2 separate regions of the Homo sapiens genome follow, and region 1 is linked to region 2. The links are chromatin loops, found by intact Hi-C in ENCODE. Cell type or tissue: gastrocnemius medialis. All regions are shown on one strand. Each heading gives the region's core, and the rest is flanking DNA. Links, peaks and the distances in the headings are about the cores only.

The links. Hi-C counts contacts between places; a loop is a spot of excess contacts. Peaks named below come from ENCODE experiments on the same cell type or tissue, not always from the same donor. Only the 100,000 strongest peaks of a DNase experiment are listed, where the experiment ranks them.
Region 1: a loop joins it to region 2, with 9 times the contacts of the local background. A loop is called at or near these places in 21 of 110 quality-filtered maps.

What each region holds. Positions count from the first base shown.
Region 1 is chr17:69,392,010-69,397,400 of GRCh38, reverse strand. No RefSeq gene overlaps it. Among named protein-coding and RNA genes, the nearest start is that of MAP2K6, 20 kb to the left of the region's middle. In gastrocnemius medialis, for the core only: CTCF peaks have their summits at 2,280 and 2,488 (motif pointing right); a DNase peak (open chromatin) is centred at 2,520.
Region 2 is chr17:69,331,965-69,337,355 of GRCh38, reverse strand. LOC105371878 (a long non-coding RNA gene) reads right to left here. Exons shown (of 4, transcript XR_934949.2): 2 at 2,030-2,148. Among named protein-coding and RNA genes, the nearest start is that of ABCA5, 7.5 kb to the right of the region's middle. In gastrocnemius medialis, for the core only: a CTCF peak has its summit at 2,144 (motif pointing left); no DNase peak of the experiment used is centred there; H3K4me3 peaks cover 428 bases; H3K27ac peaks cover 4,525 bases.

The sequences.
Region 1 (5,391 bases), core at 311-5,310, 60 kb before region 2:
CAGTAGGTAACTCTAAAATATGGAATTTATTGGCTGATAGAGATTTTCAAGTGTCCTTCTAAATAAAATGTTTCATACGTTATGTTTGAAACCCATTTATTATAACAAATGTTACAACACCATTTGTTACAAATGTTGCATAAAAAAATTATTCTAAGGCTGCTTGCTAGTTTTTTCTCCCATTCACATATGATTTGGGAAGGGATTTTAGTATTTAATACCTATCCTATGTATCTTTAAGGTTAATATAGTATATATTTCAAGATAGCTATAAAATAGGATCTTGAAAGTTATCATCATAAAGAAATGATAAAGATTTGAGGTGCTTGACATGCTAACTACCCTGATTTGATCATTATACAATGTACACATGTATTGAAACATCACACCGTTTCCCATAAACATGTACTATTACTATGTGTCAATTACAAATAACATCTTTTTTAAAGTTTATGTAAATAGAAGAGTCAGGTCGGGCACGGAGCCTCACACGTGTAACCCCAGCACTTTGGGAGGTTGAGGCAGAGAATCACTTGAGGTCAGGAGTTCAAGACCAGCCTGGTCAACATGGTAAAACCCATCTATACTAAAAATACAAAAATTAGCCATGTGTGGTGGCACGTGCCTGTAGTCTCAGCTACTCGGGACGCTGAGGCAGGAGAATTGCTTGAACCCGGGAGGAGGAGGTTACAGTGAGCCATTATTGTGCCACTGCACTCCAGCCCAGGGAACAGAACTAGATTCCATCTCAAAAAAGGAAAAAAAAATAGAAGATTAGATACGATGAGTATTCCTTAAAGTCAAGTGCTTTATTGAAACCAGTTTAGGCTGGAAAAAGTAGCAAATATCCAGATGACAGTATATCATATTAAATTACAAGCAACTATTTCATGTAAGTTAGTAGATATGGTCAGATATTAACAAAGAAAAATAAGAGTTTCAGTTTAAAGCATATTTGATCTTCTTATAATTTATACCTTGAACACCAAATTAATATACCAAAAAAGCAAAGTAATCAATTTCAGATTAAGGGAAAAAATTAGGTTCATTTCATGGGAAATTGTCCCTGCCTCATATCTCAGAGTAAATGAGCTTCTCTGTTATTTCAGCTCCAATTATGATCATCATTGTTTTCATTCGGCTGAACAGTTAGATGATGGTTAAGACTTAAGACGTTTCAGCTGATGGGATACTATTCATTGTGATTTAGGCTATAAATACCGTGAAGCATTATATACAATAAAAATTCAAGCGAATGTGAATTTGGAGCTCCGCTTTTCCATTTGAAGACTTTGGTAGAGATTTAGTAAAGTGTCAAATACCAAGAACATATGCTTGGAAGATTTTGTTTTCCTGTACTGTACTCCGTAGAAGCAGATAAATTGACACAATGCTGGCACTTGCTTCCATCACCCATTCTGGTTTCCATTATCTTCTTCAGTTGTCCATAGATGTAATTTGACTACACTATAGCTATATAGTTTGGCCATAGTTGTGAGGGGATCAAAGCACAAGCTCTGAAGCCACACTGCCTGGGTTGGACTCCCAGCTCCCAAATTGCTAGTTCTGTCATGTCAAGCTAAGCAAATCACTTTCTATGCCTCAGTTTCCCCACCTGCAAAAAGTTGATGACAATAGTACCTACCCTATGGCGTGGTTGAGAAGATTAAGTGAATTAATTACACTAAAAGCACTAAAAAGAGTGCCGGGTACAAAATAGTGCCTGGTGCATATGTACTTAAGAGCTATTAGCTATTGAGGTTTTGGCTATTATTATTGGTATTAAATTTCCACACATTGGCTTCTTTCTTGAGAACAAAGATATAGTATTTGATATGGAAGAAAATTAGGATGTAAGAACATGTGTCCTACCAAATGATAAAAGAAAATCTTTTCTTCTTTTTTTTTTTTTTTGAGATGGAGTCTCACTCTGCCGCCCAGGCTGGAGTGCAGTGACCCGATCTCGGCTCACTGCAACCTCCGCCTCCCAGGTTCCAGCGATTCTCCAGCCTCACCCTCCTGAGTACCTGGGATTGCAGGCGTGCACCACCACACACAGCTTAATTTTTGTAATTTTAGTAGAGACAGGGTTTCACCATCTTGGTCAGGCTGGTCTCAAACTGCTGACCTCAAGTGATCCGCCTGCCTTGGCCTCCCAAAGTGCTGGGATTACAGGCATGAGCCACCGCGCCTGGCAGATAAAAGAAAATATTTTAAGACCAGAGATAAGAAAGCTCTGAAATTAGAGAACTGTTAACACCAATGTGAGGAAATATTAATAGAAATGCTTAGTCTAATGAAAGGGGAAGGGAGAAGAATTTTTTTTTTATTGAGGGAAATCAAAACACTGTTGGATGCTTGTGAAGAGGAAATGGAGGCCATCTGGAGAAAACAATTCCATTCCACAGTGTGGAATGAATTTAAAGGACAGCTGAATAGCCTGGACATGCATTATATAGGCCCTCGGCCATATAATGTCGTAGATTAACAAAGTGAACAGCAGGGGGCGTAGTGGTGGTTAATGAGAGATGGTAAGAGTTGCTCAGCTTCAAGGATCGGTGTTTATACTGGCCAGGCGTGGTGGCTCACGCTTGTAATCCCAGCACTTTGGGAGACCGAGGCGAGAGGATCACCTGAGGTCAGGAGTTCAAGACCAGCCTGGCCAACATGCTGAAACCCCGTCTCTACAAAAATACAAAAATTAGCGGAGCATGATAGCAGGTGCCTGTAATCTCAGCTACCCAGGAGGCTGAGGCGGGAGAATCGATTGAACCCGGGAGACGGAGGTTGTAGTGAGCTGATACTGCACCACTGCACTCCAGCCCGGGCGACAGAGCAAGACTCCGTCTCAAAAAACTCTCTCTCTATATATATGTGTGTGTATATATATGTATATGTGTATATATATGTGTGTATATATACGTATATGTGTATATATATGTGTATATATATATGTGTGTGTGTATATATGTGTATATATATGTGTGTATATATGTGTGTATATATATTCACACACACATACACATATATGCGTGTATAGATAGATAGATAGATAGATAGATAGATAGATAGATACAGATATAGATGACATTATTTTGGTCTTTCCAACCATTTGAGTACATTAGGACCTTAAGATTCAACATTCTTCCATTTTATTTATTCTGGCTATGTATTTCTTACACCCATTAACTTTTTTTTTTCTTTTGAGACTGAGTTGCCCAGGCTAGAATGCAGTGGCATGATCTTGGCTCACTGCAACTTTCACCTCCCAGGTTCAAGCCATTCTCCTGCCTCAGCCTCCTGAGCAGCTGGGACTACAGGCGCCTGCCACCACAGCTGGCTAATTTTTGGTATTTTTAGTAGAGGCGGAGTTTTGCCATGTTGGCCAGGCTGGTCTTGAACTCCTGACCTCAAGTGATCTGCCTGCCTCAGCCTCCCAAAGTGCTGGGATTACAGGCATGAACCACCGTGCACTACCCCATTACCTTTTTATTAATTTTTTCCTTGTAACCATTACTAGTGGTTGCTGCCTTTTCACTAGTTAACTTGTTAATTAACCAATTGGTTCAATTAAAAAATTTATGTTAGGCATTGTATGTATTTATTTATTTTTTAGAGATAGGGGTCTTGCTATGTAGCCCTGGCTGGTCTCACACGACTAGGCTCAAGCAGTCCTCCAGCCTCAGCCTCCAGAGCGGCTGGAACTACAGGTGTGTGCCACTGCACCTAGCTGTTAGGCATATTTTTAAAATATGTTTTCCCTAGTGGCCTGGATACCTGATGAATAAATAACAGAGAGGTTTAGGCATGTATTAAGGATATTTTATTATTATTTAAAATGGAGAAATTCTTATTAAAGATTTATTCATTGAATATTTGTTTAAAATAATTGTTTATTATCTATCCAGAATGATCTGCATGGATTGTTTGGGATTAGAGGTAAGAAGAACCAGAAAACAAAGAAAAATTAGATAATTTTGTATTAGCTGAAATATTTACCTTCCATCATAATGAGTTAAAAAACATACATAGAAAATAACTCTTCTTCCTTTATCAATATTAAGAGAAATCCAGATGTGAAAGCTATCCTGTAAGAATCTGCAGGATTTCAAAAAGATATTCATAGACTTATATTGAAGCTTTAATATATTCAAAAAGACTTTAAAGCCCAACCTACAGGTAGCATGCTCTATTGCTTTCTTTCCATAATATTTTTATCATATTCTTGGGTTCTTATAGACTCTAAAGTTAAATTTTTGACTTGACTAAAAATGTTACATTTAACCCCTTTTAATTTAAATCTTTTAAGTTTAATCTAACTTTAACTTTTAAATAGTACATTTTTAAGAAATTTATGATCAGTGCTAGTTTTGAGTAGATCATAAGTGAAGAAAATTAATTTTTTTTTTTTGAGACGGAGTCTCGCACTGTCGCCCTGGCTGGTGTGTAGTCGCGTGATCTCGGCTCGCTGCAACCTCCGCCTCCCGGGTTCAAGCAATTCTCCTGCCTCAGCCTCTCAAGTAGCTGGGATTACAGGTGCTCACCACCACACCCGGCTAATTTTTTGTATTTTTAGTAGAGATGGGATTTCACTATGTTAGCCAGGCTGTTCTCAAACTCCTGACCTCATGATCCACCTTTCTCGGCCTCCCAAAGTGCTGGGATTACAGGCATGAGCCACCGAGCCCAGCCGAAAATTGAGTATTTTTAAGATTTCATGTTTACAGTGACTGAGATTCTTTCAAAGAAAAAAAAAGTTTCTGCAGCAAGAGCTGAGCAAATATCTATTGGGGTGCCTTCCAGAAAATGAACTGAGCCTTGTGTCTTAAAAACAGCACTTTATTTGCAGCAACTGGGATGGAATTGGAGACCATTATTCTAAGTGAAGTAACTCAGGAATGGAAAACTAAACGTTGTATGTTCTCACTTGTAAGTGGGGGCTAAGCTATGAAGACACAAAAGCATAATAATGATAAGATGGACTTTGGGGACTCAGGGGAAAGGGTGAGAGGTGGGTGACAGATAAAAGACTACATATTGGATACAGTGTACACTGCTCGGGTGATGGGTTCATCAAAATCTCAGAAATCAGCACTAAAGAACTTATTCATGTAACCAAACACCACCTGTTCCCCCAAAAACTTATTGAAATAAAAATAATAATACATAACAATAATAACTGCACTTTACAAATGTCATGAGGGGGATGAAGAACTAAGCAGAAACCTTCATCCGTGCTGGATGATATTCTATTCCAGTTTCCTCTTCAATCAATTTTGTATAATGCTTTAGAAGCAGAATAACAAGTAATATGAAATCATTTTTCAAGATGCTATATGTACACACTCTTAGTTCTATTTCTGTACATCGGAACAGACAATTTATGCCATG
Region 2 (5,391 bases), core at 105-5,104:
CCTCCCCTCCATTTTATTTCTTTTCTTTCTTTTTAGATCTTCTATTAAATATGTGTTAGATCTTGTTATTATACTCTTAAGGATATAACTTCACTTTTATACTCTCCATTTTTTAATCCTCTGTATAATTTCTTCAGATTTATTTTCCAATTTAATAATTATCTCTTTCACTGTATCTAGTCCATCTATTTAACCCATATGTAGAGCTTTTTATTTTTAATAGAAATAAGCTCTATGACAGTAGGAAATTCACGTATCTTATTCACTATTTTATCTTTGGAACCCAGAACAGTGCTAGAACTCTGCAGATGTTCAATAAGTATCAAAATTATTAATAGATCAATAAATTCCTTTTTTCAAATATTTTTATTTTTTCTTATACTTTTCCTTCATTTGATTTTTATTTTCCTTTATGTTTTTAATCATTTTATGGATTTTTCTTTGATAGTCACTTCCAGGTTTTTTTTTGTTTTGTTTTGTTTTGTTTTTGATAGAGACAGGGTCTCACTATGTTGCCCAGGCTGGTCTCAAATCTAGGCCTCAAGCAATCCTCCTGCCTTGGACCTCCAAAGTGTTGGGATTACAGGTGTGTGTCACTGCACCTAGTGGTCAGATTGCTTTATTAACTCAAGTGGTTGGGGCACAGATTTTTCTATTTGTTGTGTCTTCTCATATGCCTTTTGGTAGATTGTTTCTTTGTGTAGTGTGCAAATTTTATTGAGAGCTCACCTTTACTGAAAGCCATTTATTCTGTGGGATTCTTTTGTTTCCTGAGTTGTGTATATGTCCTCATCAAGGATTTTATATTTGCTTCTATAGGGCCTGGCTCTTTCTTAGGATTCTCTTTTCAAATGATAAGGTAAAATTAGATTTCCATTGGCAGAGGCTTTCAATATTCACAGGAACCATTACTCTCACCCCTACTCATCCTAGACTTCTAAGGCTTCAAAAAGTGAAAACCTCTTTAGGGTTCTAGTTTATGTAGGAATGTTAGTTCCAGATCCTCATAAGTGGCTTTAGGACCACATCTTTTAGTCCCAAATGGGGTTAAACCTCAGCTCCTGGACCTTATTATTGTGACTTTGAATTTCTTCTTCAATTCTGGTATCTGAAGCCTTTGCTGTCTCTGTTTTAAACTCAGCTTTATATTTTAAAATACTCATACTCTATTCATTATTTCTATATATTTGGAGAAGGCAGGAGTCTCATGCCATGGGAAAAAAGGGAAAATGGGGAAAAGATGATTTGATTCCACAGGTTTTGCTAATGAATTTCATCCAACTCACACATGAGACTACCATTAAGAATCACCGTATTATTTTGTTATTCTTAGAGTTTTTTGCAATAGTCTTATGGATATTAACATTAAACCCAATTCAATAAATAATAATATGTAAAATATTTCAGGATATATAGACTACTAAGACAGTCTCTGCACTCAAGAGGCAAACATTGTATAGTACAGAGATTAAGTAAATTTCATAAATAATCACAATGCAGGAAGCCTAATTGCTATGGAGATGCATATAGCTCTTTAGAATAATACATTACACGTATTATCAAACAAATTACTAAAATTGTTAGAAGAATGGAAAAGGAATCAGAAGAAGGCATTTTCAAGTAATAGTAACAGGAAAAACTTCATGATAGTGGTACTAGTTGAAATGTGCCTTGAAGAATGACTAGGATTTCTGAAAATAAAAACTATGAGGGAGGGGTCAGAAGGGAGGTAGTGGCTTTTCAAAGTAGAAAGAAAAGCATTAGCTTAGACAAGGAGCTTGGAGGGTGGAGGGCCTCCAATAAGGAACAAGTAATCCAATTTTCCAGGTTAGGATGTTAGAAAAGCAGTATCATTAGAAAGTAAAAGTAAAGAAATGTAAAAAAAAAAAAGGGGTATGGGGGTTGGTAAAAAATGGGCAAAAATTAAAGCTAATTTAATTTAAAATGTTTTACTGTCATATTTATCTAAAGAGAAAAGATAATGTTGGGTTAATTTTTAAGGATAAATTTAAAAACCGGGATCACTTACATCTTAGGTTGGGCAAGTTTCTTCTTCTCAATGACCTGATCCTCTGATTGGTTAGTTTTACAGTTTCCAGGAAGGTAAACGGAATCAGCATTTTGGTCTCTCAGGCATACAAGTACCATCTAGTGGCAAAGGAAAGCAACCACAAGAATGAAATTATACAGGAAACATTTGCTTGTTTATTTTGAATTTTATTTATATTATAATTAGCTAATAACAGAAGGCCATGTTCTACTTGAATAGGGAAATAAAGTACCCTTTAATCAAACATTGCTTGATTATTGGATTAAAAGAATGTGAGATCAGACAAACATGGGTTATAAAGAGCTTATTAAATATGAAATGTTTGAAAATTTTACAAGAAGTTAATATCAAATTATATTTTGGGAATAAAACTTAAAGAAGGATCTACTTGAGTTTAAAGAGAGAGAGAGAGAAAAAGAAAGTCAATGTAAATGACGAAGAGGCAGAAATACTGAAGGTAACTATTTCTTTTTTTTTTTTTTTGAGATGGAGTTTTGCTCTTGTTGCCCAGGCTGGTGTGTAACGGCTCAATCTCGGCTCACCGCAACCTCCACCTCCCAGTTTCAAGCAATTCTCCAGCCTCAGCCTCTTGAGTAAGTGGGATTACAGGCATGCGCCACCACACCCAGCTAATTTTGTATTTTTGGTAGAGACGGGGTTTCTCCATGTTGGTCAGGCTGGTCTCAACCTCCCGACCTCAGGTGATCCGCCCGCCTTGGCCTCCCAAAGTGCTGGGATTACAGGCATGAGCCACTGTGCCCGGCGAAGGTAACTATTCTTTTGGAATTTTCTCTGCTTCCACTTTGCCTAACTCCTACTTAGCCTTCAAATCTTTAGATATGTCTTCCTCTAAACAATGTTCCTTGACACCCCAGGTCTGTATTAGATGAATCACCAATGTCCTTCTATGGACCACTATTCCCATGATGCTACTGACCACACTTCTTTGTCACTTCCCATTTTATAGCCCTCATTGCAATCAATAATCCTAAACAGCTAGAGCCATGTCTGTTTCATCCACTGTTCTATCCCAAAGGCTTAGGATAGTACCTGACATGTAATAGGTAATTCACAAATATTTACAGAATGAATGGACAGATTAATGAAGAAAGAGAATAACTGTGATGGAAATGTTCAAGGTACAAATATCGAAAGCTAGTATCAGTAAAGTTTAAGAAAACAAAAAGTTTCCAGAAAATTATTAGTTGAAAAAACTTTTTTTCTTCATTGTACATTGATTCCCTACAGGACATCCATTTATTTATAATTTCTGGTACTTTATAGTTTTCAGAGTACTTCTCTACCTCGGTGAAGAAAAAATAATAGTTCACAGCTCACATATCATTGCAGAGATCAAATAAAAGGCTACACATAAAGCATATAGAAGAGTATGCAGCACATATTACATGCTCAACAGTTGGATTTTATTATTTCCTATACCTCATCTCATAAGTTCTTTGAAGCAGCACAGAGTCAAAGAAGGAAGCTATTTTAGATTTCTGTTTTACAAATTAGGAAACAGTGATTATGGAAACTAACCATGAGTAATATATGATCATGGAGTCACATCAGTTACTAAGTTTCTAAATCCACAACATCTAAGTAATAGTTATTGTCCCTTCTATGGCATCATGTTGCTTCCTTAGAGAGACAAGAGAGAAGAAAGGACATGTGGATGCTAAATAAGCACAGCATTGCAATGCAGAGAAGGAAAATACAATATAAAAAGTGTACTAGCTTTTCTCTTGCTTCCCTGACAAATTGCCACAGCCTTTAGTGATTTAAAACAACACAAACTTATTATTACAGTTCTGTAGGTTAGAAGTCCAATACAGGTGGGGCACAGTGGCTCACGCCTGTAATCCCAGCACTTTGGGAGGCTGATGCAGGAGAATGGCTTGAGCCCAGGCATTCAAGACCAGCCTGGGCAACACAGTAAGACCCCCATCACTACAGAAAATTAAAAAATTAGTTGGATGGGTGGCATGCACCTACAATCCCAGCTACTTAGGATGCTGAGGCAGGAGAATCGCTTGAGCCCAGAAAATTGGGGCTGCAGTGAGCTATGATTTCCTCACTGCACTCCAGATTAGGCGACAGAGTGAGAACCTATCTCAAAAACAAACAAACAAACAAACAAACAGAAGTTCAACACACAGATCTCTCTGCGATAAAGTCAAGGTGTTCCCAGGGCTCTCTGTTCCTTCCTGGAGGTTCTAAGGGATAATCCGTTTCCCGGCCTTTTCCAACTTCTAGAGGCCATCCACATCCCTTCCTCCATCTTCACTGCCAGCAGTGGTGGATTGAGTTCTCCCATCACATAATTCTAGTCTCCTCTTCTGCCTCTCTCTTTTACTTTTAAAAACCTTTGTGATTATATTGCATCCACTGAGATAATCAAGGAAAATCTCCTTGATTTTAAGATCAGCTAATTAGCAACCTTAATTCCATCTCCAATCTTAAATCCATTTCTCCACATAAATGAACATATTCACAGGTTCCAGGGATTAGGACGAGTGGGGGTGGGGATCATTATTCTGCCTATTCCAGGGGAATATTGGCAAGGGGATGAAAGGGAGGAGGAAGGTAGGGCAGTATTTTCAAATGGAAGTGTTAGAGGTATAACTTCAGGCTATCCTCACATTGATCTTGGCAGACACTAAAACCTCTGAATGTTTTTCGCATGGCTAAGCTACAACCCATCCCACTTTGTACTTGTGCTATTGTATTTTTCAACTTGAATGCAGACATTTTCATATATTTATGTTAAATTTTATCTTTTAGGTTTTAGCTCACAGTTCAAATTGTTAAAATAATTTTGTTTTCTGGTTCTGTCTTCAGTCATATTTGCTATGCTATGTAGTTTTTGTTTCACCTGTTGATTTGACCACAATGATTTCTTCACCTATGTAATTTATGAAAAATATGAACAAAAATCAGGGTACAGTTATCCAACTAATTTTGAATTTACCTAATCATAATTAAATCAGGCCCCTATTTTAGGCACATCCACAAAGATATGAAAGACTGGATTAAATGCTTTGCTGAAATTAATTTATATCATGGCCATAACATTCCATCTTCTCTCAAAGATCAAATAAAGAAGTGTGGTGTGACTTGTCTTATTTTAGTCAGTCTGGTTCCGAGTGACCACCAAATTCTAATACATTTAACTATGGACTCTGGAGTTTTACTTTTCTGTTCTACAGTTTTCAATGTCTACCTTTTCACCATGTTTTAAGCAAGTGATCTATCATCTTTTTCCTTTTTTACAGTTTCTCAGAACTCACCAGCAATAGATCTTAGGTTACTTGTAAACAGCTGTGGGACGTAATTTGTCC